Linked DNA regions of Homo sapiens: region 1 is linked to region 2. The links are chromatin contacts, found by Hi-C or POLR2A ChIA-PET in ENCODE. All regions are on one chromosome and are shown on one strand. Each heading gives the region's core, a stretch centred on a gene start or an enhancer-like site at or near the end of the contact. The rest is flanking DNA. Distances are from core to core; before and after follow the strand shown. Region 1 overlaps PPP2R5E (protein phosphatase 2 regulatory subunit B'epsilon). Region 2 overlaps PPP2R5E (protein phosphatase 2 regulatory subunit B'epsilon).

Region 1 (5,562 bases), core at 1,960-4,459, 86 kb before region 2:
GTTTGCAAGTGATGACATCCTCTTTTAATACTTAAAAATGGTTTCTACCTTTTGTATTTGAAGGTTTTTTTTTTGAAAACTTATATGGAATCTTATTTTTATGTTACAGTAGAATTAAGCATAGTTTCCCTCAGTAAGAATGTAGGCCCTGGGGTCACACATACCTGAGTTTGAATTCTGAGTCCACCATTAGAAGCCATTTGACTTTTTTTTTTTTTTTCTTACATTGTCGCCTGGGCTGGAGTGCAGTGACGCGATCTCTGCTCATTGCAACCTCCACCTCCCGGGTTCAAGCAATTCTTCTGCCTCAGCCTCCTGAGTAGCTGAGATTACAGGCACCCACCACCACGCCCAGCTAAGTTTTTGTATTTTTAGTATAGATGGGGTTTTGCCATGTTGGCCAGGCTGGTCTTGAACTCCTGACCGTGTGATTCGCCCGCCTTGGCCTCTCAAAGTGCTGGGATTACAGGCATTGAGCCACCACACCTGGCCAGGAGCTGACTTCTAAGCCTTGGTTTTCTTCTCTCTAAAACTGGGAGAGTAATAGAAGCCATATCATAGAGTCAGATTAAATTCCAGAAGGCAGGTAAAACATTTAGCCTAGTGCTAGATACACTGTATGAGTTGAAGAATATTAACTACTATAATTATAGGAAAAAGTACACAATGGCAAATGTTTACTAACGTCTTTTAGTTGATTTTTGTTCCTTTAACACGTTACATGGATTCTTTGCATTTAAGGAAGAAAAATATGGAGTATATACAGCTGTGAGAATTATACTTTTAAAGCAAAAAGGAGAAACTAGTTCTTATGGAACAATCTCAGCATTACTGTTTAGTTAATGTCAGTTTGAGACAGATTTCTTGTTTCTGGAATCAGAATTTAAAGTGGCTAATGTAATTATTTTCAAGGGAAATTCCATTTATGGAGCATTACCAGGTAAAATTATTATTAGATAAACTTTCTTTTTTTTTGAGACGGAGTTTCCCTCTTGTTGTCCAGGCTGGAGAGCAACGGCTTGATCTTGACTCACTGCAACCCCCACCTCCTGGGTTCAAGTGATTCTCCTGCCTCAGCCTCCCGAGTAGCTGGGATTACAGGCATGTGCCACCACAACTGACTAATTTTGTATTTTTAGTAGAAATGGGGTTTCACTGTGTTGGTCAGGCTGGTCTTGAGCTGCCAACCTCAGGTGATCCGCCCGCCTTGGCCTCCCAGAGTGCTGGGATTACAGGCGTGAGCCACTGTGCCCGGCCTAGGTAAACTTAATTTGGAAGTTGTTAGGCTGGGCGCAGTAGCTCACACCTGTAATCCTACCTAGCACTTTGGGAGGCTGAGGTGGGAGGATCGCTTGAGCCCAGGAGTTCAAGACCAGCCTGGGAAGCATGGCAAAACTCTGTCTCTACAAAAAATAGAAAAATTAGCCAGGTGTGGAGGCATGCTCCTGTCGTCCCAGCTACTCTGCAGGCCAAGGTGAGAGAATCACCTGATTCCGGGAGGTCAAGGCTGCAGCAGTGAGCCAAGATCATGCTGCTGCACTCCAGCTTGGGTGACAGAGTGAGACCCTGTCTCAAAAAGAAAAAGAGAAAGAGAGAAAGATTGAGAGAGAGAGAGAGAAAGAGAAAGAGAGACAGAGAGACAGAAAGAGAGAAAGTTGTTTCCCAGGACAGGATCTTCAAATGTTTTTGTAATTGCTTACTTCTATCAGAGAATATAACTTCAGCACTCTTGTATTTGTCCTGTTACACAACATTAAAACATATACAAACATAGAGATGTTTAAAAAGGATGATATTGAAAAATAAGATATAGAGTTCTAATACTTTCGTGCCTCCATTTCGCTTGCCCATTCCCCAGCACACACACTGGTCTGGAACACAGCTTTGTTTTGATATTTAGATTCAAAGAGAGAACTTTCTCTTTGGGTTTTGAGCCATGTTAGTTTTGCAGCATTTTATTTTGAACCAGCGAAGGACATGAAGAGGGCCAGGCATGGTGGCTCACTCCTGTAATCCCAGCACTTTGGGAGGCTGAGGCAGGCAGATCACTTGAAGTCAGGAGTTCGAGACCAGCCTGGCCAACATGGTGTAACCCCATCTCTACTAAAAATACAAAAAAAATTAGCCAGGTGTGGTGGTAGGTGCCTGTAATCTCAGCTACTTGGGAGGCTGAGGCAGGAGAATCTCTTGAACCCATGCGGCGGAGGTTGCAGTGAGCTGAGATTGCACCACTGCACTCCATCCTGGGTACAGAGCAAAACTCCATCTCAAAAAAAAGACAGGAAGAACTGAATGAGAAACTTCTTTCTTAGTGTACCTTCTTGAGGTCTTTGCATAGGCTTTTAAGTTTATTGCACCTTAAGGAAACAAAATCTGAATTGAGGATTTTACCAGTTTAAAGAGTATCACAGATGGCTCTTTGTTGATGGCTCTTATCTTGTGGTCAGTGGGTGAGTTTTAGAGGGCCCTTGACCCTCTTGAAATTCCAGGGAGTATTTTGTGTCTCTGTGCAGACTGACACTTTTCCGGACAAAGGTAGAGCTTTCATCAGATTCTCAAAGGAGTTTCTCCAAAGGCTAGGAACAGTTGCTTTGGGTGGTTGGCATGTTTTCTCACTCAGAGTGGAGACAGAATTTGTCATCTCTCTCTGTAGAAGGGAGCTCTCATGACTAGAGGTTTCTTCTCCTGTATGTCTTTCCTGATTTTTGATTCTTTTTGATACCAAATAGAATTTTAAAAGGTATTTGAAGGGAGAAGTTACTACATGACTGTAGTGTGTGGTTGGCTGGAAAATTTTGATCTGCATCATTTGAAAAATTAAGCTGGGTGAATAGGAATACCAGTGATAAAATTGAGTGTGCCTGTAAAGAAACATTTTTCTGGAATGGCTGTGGACCTGGGAGAATTTGGGAGGAGAAAGTCAGGTTGTTTCTGCTGGTAAAGAAATAGGTTAGCAATCAGTTAAGAAGAGATGTCTGTTGGTTTTTCGGTGTGCCAGGCAATGTACCACATGGCGTCTCATTTAAGCTGCACGCCCAATACCAAGAACAAGCGATGTTTGCTTTTAACTGAGGGCAAAGTAACTTGCCCACTCGTGCAGAGAGAGCCAGGGGTGGGACCCTAGGCCGGTCTGGCTCTAAAGCTGGTAACTTCCTTGTTGTGGCCGTTAGTCATAAATGTGTGCAGGTGAGAACAGCTAACCGCAATCTTGGTCATACTGTGCTGGGGTGATTTACTAAGACGTTTTTGCAAGTACTCTAAAAATTACGAGGAGACTGAAGGTGGTGAGAAAGCAAAGCAGAGAAGAGAAGAATGAGGGGAGCAGCCAGGCCTGCAGCAGCACTGTGGGTGGTGATGGGGAGAGGTGTGGCAGGCCGTGGGCTCTGGGCTCCTCAAGAAGGCTGGCCAGGCCGGGGAGCTGGGCACAAGACGTGTCCCTGGGCCCCTGTGCAACTCATGCTGTGTCCTGGTGAAGGCATGTCAGTCATGTCAGTCATGGAATAGTAAGGAACAGTTCAGTAAACTGGTAGCATTCTGGCTGTGGTGTCCTTGAACACTCATCCCTCCATCTTTGGGGAACTCACTTATTGTAGGAAAGGGTCTGGGTTCAAGTCTAGGTGATAATCTTAGCTTTATGAACTGAGGTGAGTTATTTAAACGTCTTTGGAACTTCAGTCTCCCTTTTGGTAAAACGAGATTCATGCTGCCCAAGGTGGTTGTGAAGAGTAAGTGAGGCATTGTGGGTAAACTGTCTGAATAGTGGTTGGCTGCTTAATAAATATGCGTTCCCTCATCTCTCTGTTTGCCATTTATCTTTCTTGAAGTCAGCCCTGTGGACCTGGATCTTGTTTCAGAATATGCAGTGTTGTGAGAGAAGCAATCTGGCAAAAGTTCATCCGTTATGTAGGCACCATGAAAGACTTTTGTCTCACAGTGACGTTAAATTTTAATTTAATTAATTCAGGGCTGCTTGTGCCTGGAACACTGTTCAAAGTAAAATGTTAAAACATTAAAAAGAACATGTAGCAAATTGAGACTTGGCACCATTTCAGGAAAAATACTGTCTTCTAATAAGGGAGATACAGACTTGAATTAACCTTTTACTGAAGTGCCCCCAGGAAACAATATCTGGCAATAGTAGGGCATACTCCTCCACCATATCTTATGAGGAAATATAGTGAGAATTCAGAGTAGGTTCAGGCTCCTAAGGGCTGTCTTCTACTAGCAGTGTAGGAATCACAGCTGTTGTGTGCCTTACACATTATAAGCACACAACACTGTTTTTGATTGAATGAGTACTTTGAATGCAAGAATATTTATAGCAAAGGTGAAGAGTTTTTTTGAGGGTAAGAAGGCTACTTTTGATCTTTATCTCATCAAATTAATTTTTTTTTTTTTTTTAGCGTGTAACCTTTGTTTTTTTTTTTAATTTATTTATTTTTGATCATTCTTGGGTGTTTCTCACAGAGGGGGATTTGGCAGGGTCACGGGACAATAGTGGAGGGAAGGTCAGCAGATAAACAAGTGAACAAAGGTCTCTGGTTTTCCTAGGCGGAGGACCCTGCGGCCTTCCGCAGTGTTTGTGTCCCTGGGTACTTGAGATTAGGGAGTGGTGATGACTCTTAACGAGCATGCTGCCTTCAAGCATCTGTTTAACAAAGCACATCTTGCACCGCCCTTAATCCATTTAACCTTGAGTGGACACAGCACATGTTTCAGAGAGCACAGGGTTGGGGGTAAGGTCACAGATCAACAGGATCCCAAGGCAGAAGAATTTTTCTTAGTACAGAACAAAATGAAAAGTCTCCCATGTCTACCTCCTACTACACAAACACGGCAACCATCCGATTTCTCACTCTTTTCCCCACCTCTCACCACTTTCTACTCCACAAAACCGCCATTGTCATCATGGCCCGTTCTCAATGAGCTGCCGGGCACACCTCCCAGATGGGGTGGTGGCCGGGCAGAGGGGCTCCTCACCTCCCAGTAGGGGCGGCCGGGCAGAGGCGCCCCCCACTTCCCGGAAGGGGCTGCTGGCCGGGCGGGGGGCTGACCCCCCCACCTCCCTCCCGGACGGGGCGGCTGGCCGGGCAGAGGGGCTCCTTACTTCCCAGTAGGGGCGGCCGGGCAGAGGCGCCCCTCACCTCCCGGACGGGGCGGCTGGCCGGGCAGGGGGCTGACCCCCCCACCTCCCTCCCGGACGGGGCGGCTGGCCGGGTAGAGGGCTGACCCCCCGACCTCCCTCCCGGACGGGGCGGCTGGCCGGGCGGGGGGCTGACCCCCCCCACCTCCCTCCTGGACGGGGCGGCTGGCCTGGCGGTGGGTGACCCCCACCTCCTTCCTGGACGGGGTGGCTGCCGGGCGGTGACGCTCCTCACTTCTCAGACGGGGCGGCTTCCGGGCGGAGGGGCTCCTCACTTCTCAGACGGGGCGGCCGGGCAGAGACGCTCCTCTCCTCCCAGACGGGGTCGCGGCCGGGCAGAGACGCTCCTCTCCTCCCAGACGGGGTCGCGGACGGGTAGAGGCGCTCCTCACATCCCAGACGGGGCGGCGGGGCAGAGG
Region 2 (4,970 bases), core at 554-3,053:
GTAGCTTTACACTCCCTTTGTGTTATTCTTGAATTGTTAACGCTGCTTCTCAATTTTTCTCTCTACCCTACCACTTATTCCCAGTCTGGAAAAGTAAATAGTGATTGAGGAGGTGAGGAGGAGCCCAGGAGGAAGGCCGTGTATTTCAGAACACCCCTCTCTCTCTTCCACCCAGATAGCAGTCCCCTGAGTTCATGTGCTTTCCCACTCCACTTCTCTCTCTGCCCCACCCTTAGAAGTTCCAAAAATCAGGCTCCTCTGCCCGTTGGTGCTCCTTATGTGGTAACATTGGCGTGGCGATACCTTACCTGTGCATCATAGAGGGGCCCCACCTTGCAGCCCTGTTTGTGTTGAATTGGTAGGACCCACAGAAAACGTATATGGAAATTGAAAGTGCCAGTGTATGAATTCAGAGTGAGAAGGGCACTGCTCAGTGGATAGCTGTTTGTGTGTATTTGAACTGTGCCTTCTCTCCCTGCAGGCAAGCTATGCGAGCTGCCAAGGAATCCTTAGGTTGGTTGGTTAGCCTGAATTCAGAGCAAGGGGAGTTAATTAGATGATTCAAACATCCCTCCATCTCCATGATGGACATCCTAATCCTTGGAAGCACTTATGTGTGTACAGCCTGCTTTTCCTTTTTACTGTCCTTCCTGGGTCAGTGGCATAGACAAACAGACCAGAACCCGGCTGGGCGCGGTGGCTCACGCCTGTAATCCCAGCACTTTGGGAGGCCGAGGAGGGTGGATCACCTGAGGTCCGGAGTTCGAGACCAGCCTGACCAACACGGAGAAACCCCGTCTCTACTAAAAATACAAAATTAGCCAGGCCTGGTGGCGCATGCCTGTAATCCCAGCTACTGTGGAGGCTGAGGCAGGAGAATGGCTTGAACCTGGGAGGTGGAGGTTGTTGTGAGCCGAGATCGTGCCATTGCACTCTAGCCTGGGCAACAAGAGCAAAACTCCGTCTCAAAAAACAGAAACAAAAACAAAAACAAAAAAAAAAAACAGACCAGGACCCAGTCTGGCCACTTACTGAACTATGTGATCCCAGGTGAGTCTCATCCCTCTAAGCTTGTTATTATACTATAACTCTATAAGGTTGTTTTGAAAATTAATTTATGAACAGTGCTTAGCACTGTGGTAAGCATTGTTAAAGTCACCATATCATTATTATCATTATTCATGGTACCATCTCTAGCACCCCAGTAGACTTAACCTGTCTATATTGGTTAATACATTTTTCTGGTTACAATGAAGTCTTGCTAACCTGAAAGCTTTTTTTTGTCTTTTTCAGATGACTTTCCATATCTTTTGTCTGACTATTGATTTCAAACTCTCTATGAAGTTTTATTTTCATACCTTTTTTTTTTGGGAGAACTGCCTGTGAAACTGCATATGCCCCTGTGTTTATAGTTATATATACATTTATATATATACTGCCCTAAGTTCATCTAAATGAATTCCTGATATACTTGCATATTCACGTCCCCAACTCTAGTAATAATTTAGCATTTCTCTCCGCAATCATTCTCTCTTAAGGAATCTGACAAGGATTTTAAAGTGTTTAGTTTTAATTTAAATGTGCTAAAGAGAGGGTTTTTACTCAGGAAGCCACTGAGCTACTCGAGATTGCTATTTGCTTCATTTACAAGCTGTAGTCCTTCTGGCTTAACTGCTTTAAAGGTTGTTCAGAGTTTTTAATATACTTAAAATTGTTTGACAGCTGTGACTTGTCTAGCACTGATATATCCAATAATATCTCACTGTAATGAGTATACTCCCCCTGTCTCTACCCCTCCCCCCAGTGGCTGGCAGCAGAATTTTGCAGGATAAGTTACAGTACTGCATTCAAGTTTTGGTTTCTCTTTTCTCCCACCTTTTAATTTAACCTTGAAGCTGAAAATGTGGTTTAAAGGTATAAGCAATGCTTCTGGGAAATCTATTAAGCACATGGATGACAAAGTGTGAAATCTTGCTTGTGGCATGTGCAAGTGGGTCTTGGATAATCCCAGCTCTTGGTGTTAGTTTGTATGATTTGGCTGTCTCTCTACTGAGGAGACACAGAAATGAAAGAGAGGGATTTATTGGCTGATTGTTTGGAGGAAGCTGGTTACACCACAGTGGTGCATGATGAGCAGGAAAAAGCTGAGAAAATGAGTGTCCTCAATGTGGAATTCACAGAGACAGGAGTGCCTGAGGCAAGAATCTGGCAAGCAGACAATGAGCAGGTCATTTCCAGGAGGCAGTTGGCTGCTGACCAGTATTTAAAGCCAAACTTGATCTGTAGGAAAACAAGAAGAAATATGCTATTCAGTGACTTCTCAGGAGCAAGTTGCCTCTGAAAAATGGTGCAAAGACACTAGACTATAGAGTAGAAATGCCATTTCTGTGATGAGTAGAGAGAGGTGAGGGTTGGCCAAGTAGTGGAGAGGGACAGCTGGTGGGGTCATGGTGAGGAGGGTCAGGAGTGGCACACACAAGGAAAGACATTTCTCAGTAAAAATCAGGCTGGTTATAATTATTTGCTAAGTTGGAGAGCAAGTGTATTTTTTTGACAAAATGGACAAGGAAGTTCTATTGGAAAATATGATGTTTCTATACTTTTCAGAAAGGTAGGGAGTGGGGTCTTGGGAGGATAATGTTAGGTGCTAAATGGGCTACTTTGAAATACTGTGGAATTGGCCTTCCTGCAGAAGGTAAGGGCTTTATGAGAATAGGATAGACCACTCTCTGGAATAAGGCAGGCCACTTCATTTTCAGAGATTTCTGGCTTTTTTCTCTTAGACAGATTAAAAAAAAATTGTAGACAATAGAGAAACTGTTGGAAAATTAAGTTTTGTATTTGTGCTGCCCTTAATAACAAAGTGCAAAATGTGTTATATCCTATTCTGTAAAGTGAGAGTAGTTGTGTTACCGGAAAGGGGTCCTGACCCAGACCCCAAGAGAGGGTTCTTGGATCTCATGTAAGAAAGAATTTGGGGTGAGTCCATAGAGTAAAGTGAAAGCAAGTTTATTAAGAAAGCAAAGGAATAAAAGAAGGGCTAGTCCATAGGCATAAAAATAGTCATCCATTTTTATGGTTACTTCTTGATTATATTCTAAATAAGGGGTGGATTATTCATGAGTTTTCTGGGAAAGAGATAGGTAGTTCCCGAACTGAGGGTTCCTCTCCCTTTTAGACCATATAGGGTAACTTCTTGACATTGCCATGGCATTTGTAAACTGCCATGGCGTTGGTATGTGGTACCATGTAGTACCATGGTGTAGCGGTGAGGACGACCAGAGGTCACTCTCCTTGCCATCTTGGTTTTGGTGGGTTTTGGTTGCCTTCTTTATGCATCCTGTTTTATCAGTAAGGTCTTTATGACCTGTATCTTGTGCTGACTTCCTATTTCATCCTGTGACTAAAAATACCTTAACTTACTGGGAATGCAGCCCAGCAGGTCTCAGCCTTATTTTACCCAGCCCCTGTTCAAGATGGAGTTGCTCAGGTTCAAATGCCTCTGACAGTTGTTTCAGCAATAAAATAATCAGAAGGCAGTGGTGTTTAAAGCACATTTAAAATGTAAGCTTACAGGGTTGGTGGTCAGTTCCTGCCCCTAGATCCTTCTCTTGGTTTCCTTCAGAGGAACTAAGATGAAGCCAGCTATGTGTCACTGTCAACGGGGAGGGCTGGCTGTCCTGTCTTCCCCTGGAGTGGCATATCACACTTAATTCATTATGAAGCAGTAGTTTTGGGATAAGGAGGAATGTTAGTTTATGGACAGAACCTATGGTTATATGTGCTAAATATGGTTATATGGTTATGGTTATATGTAGGTCAGGTGTGTTTTAATTACTCACCAACTAGCTCAGGGCTTTGTTTTGCTAATGAAAGGTCACAGACACACACAGAGACGTGCACATAGACACAGAGTATAAGAGACAGTGACAGTTAGTTTTGGCTGTGTTTCTTGTTTATTTTTTGTGATTTCAATTAATAACACATACCTAGTAGTCAGAAACACACATCAGGAGCCTCAAATGTTTTGTGTATGCTTTTTTAAAAATTCGCAATTCAAGAGGCTTAATTTTTGTTTGAGCATTAGCTGATTTGGAACCATGAAGTCCTCATAGCAGATGTTTAGAATTTGTGTTCTCAAAAAAGCCTTATGTTGGTATTGTTTTATCAACTTGTGCACTGTGGCTTTTACAGAAAACACTCAATTCAGTTTTAGTAACCTTCTAGGACTTAGGACCCACAGTCCCCAGATGGTGAAATGCAGCAAAGCCTTGGTATCACATGGTTAGCCTGTGTGGGGCGGGAGTGCTTGAGGCCAACCCAGGCGGTACGAGGGCCTGCACTGATTTATACACAGTAAGCACTATGACTATTGCAATGTTTACACGTCTATTTTTGGATTCTAAGATTTAATATCAACAATGTTCACTTTTGGACTCACTGCTACATTTCCAATTTTGGAGCGAGTACAATACAGTCATCTCTGTGTGAAATATCATTTCCCTGTGATGGTTTTGTGTGAGGATAACAGACTCTAGAGATAATTATTTTAACATTGCTGTCACCATTTCAGCAGGTAAAAAGTTGCCTCCTATTTTGAGCAAAGTTTGATCTTGAAATAGGAGCCGAATGGAAGCGGAGGGTTCATGGTCAGAATTTGTGGGCAGTAAGGTGGAGAGAGGCAGGGATGAGTTTAGATTAGAGAGGGTGTGGCAAATTAAGCAGAGGAGGTTAGACTTAATCTTGTAGATGGCGAGCAGGGAGTTGTAAGGATTTTTGAACAGGAGGTGAAATGAAACTATATTCTTACTTTTCTTTCTCCAGACCCTATGAAGAAAGTCTGTGCTCCTTTAAGGAAGATTAGGCTGGCAGATATAACCCAGGATGGCCTGTGGCAGAGGGCTGTTGTCTTAGGTTTGTCAGATGATTGCAGAGGAAGAGGAAATTAAGAATATGTAAAGAACTCACCA

What was found. A loop is a pair of places that touch in the nucleus more often than their neighbours do. ChIA-PET counts read pairs that join two places held with the same protein, here RNA polymerase II (POLR2A). Pooled maps may share reads with other maps.
Region 1: a pooled map shows a loop between it and region 2 (2.2-fold over the local background). The contact joins two enhancer-like sites. A Hi-C loop is called at or near these places in 2 of 168 maps with a recorded cell type or tissue (heart right ventricle and pancreas) and 8 of 50 pooled maps. POLR2A ChIA-PET finds 5 or more read pairs at or near these places in 4 of 52 experiments (H1, PC-9, activated CD8-positive, alpha-beta memory T cell and 1 more).

The regions. Positions count from the first base shown.
Region 1 is chr14:63,522,583-63,528,144 of GRCh38, reverse strand. All of the region lies in intron 2 of PPP2R5E (protein phosphatase 2 regulatory subunit B'epsilon), which reads left to right. Among named protein-coding and RNA genes, the nearest start is that of PPP2R5E, 18 kb to the left of the region's middle. RefSeq lists enhancers at 3,175-3,224, 3,285-3,434. Within about 2 kb of position 3,209, at least 8 of the 41 ENCODE cell types and tissues checked have a DNase peak (open chromatin) inside an H3K27ac peak, as active enhancers do.
Region 2 is chr14:63,435,389-63,440,358 of GRCh38, reverse strand. The region is part of intron 3 of PPP2R5E (protein phosphatase 2 regulatory subunit B'epsilon); the gene reads left to right. Among named protein-coding and RNA genes, the nearest start is that of PPP2R5E, 110 kb to the left of the region's middle. RefSeq lists a silencer at 2,054-2,348. Within about 2 kb of position 1,803, at least 22 of the 41 ENCODE cell types and tissues checked have a DNase peak (open chromatin) inside an H3K27ac peak, as active enhancers do.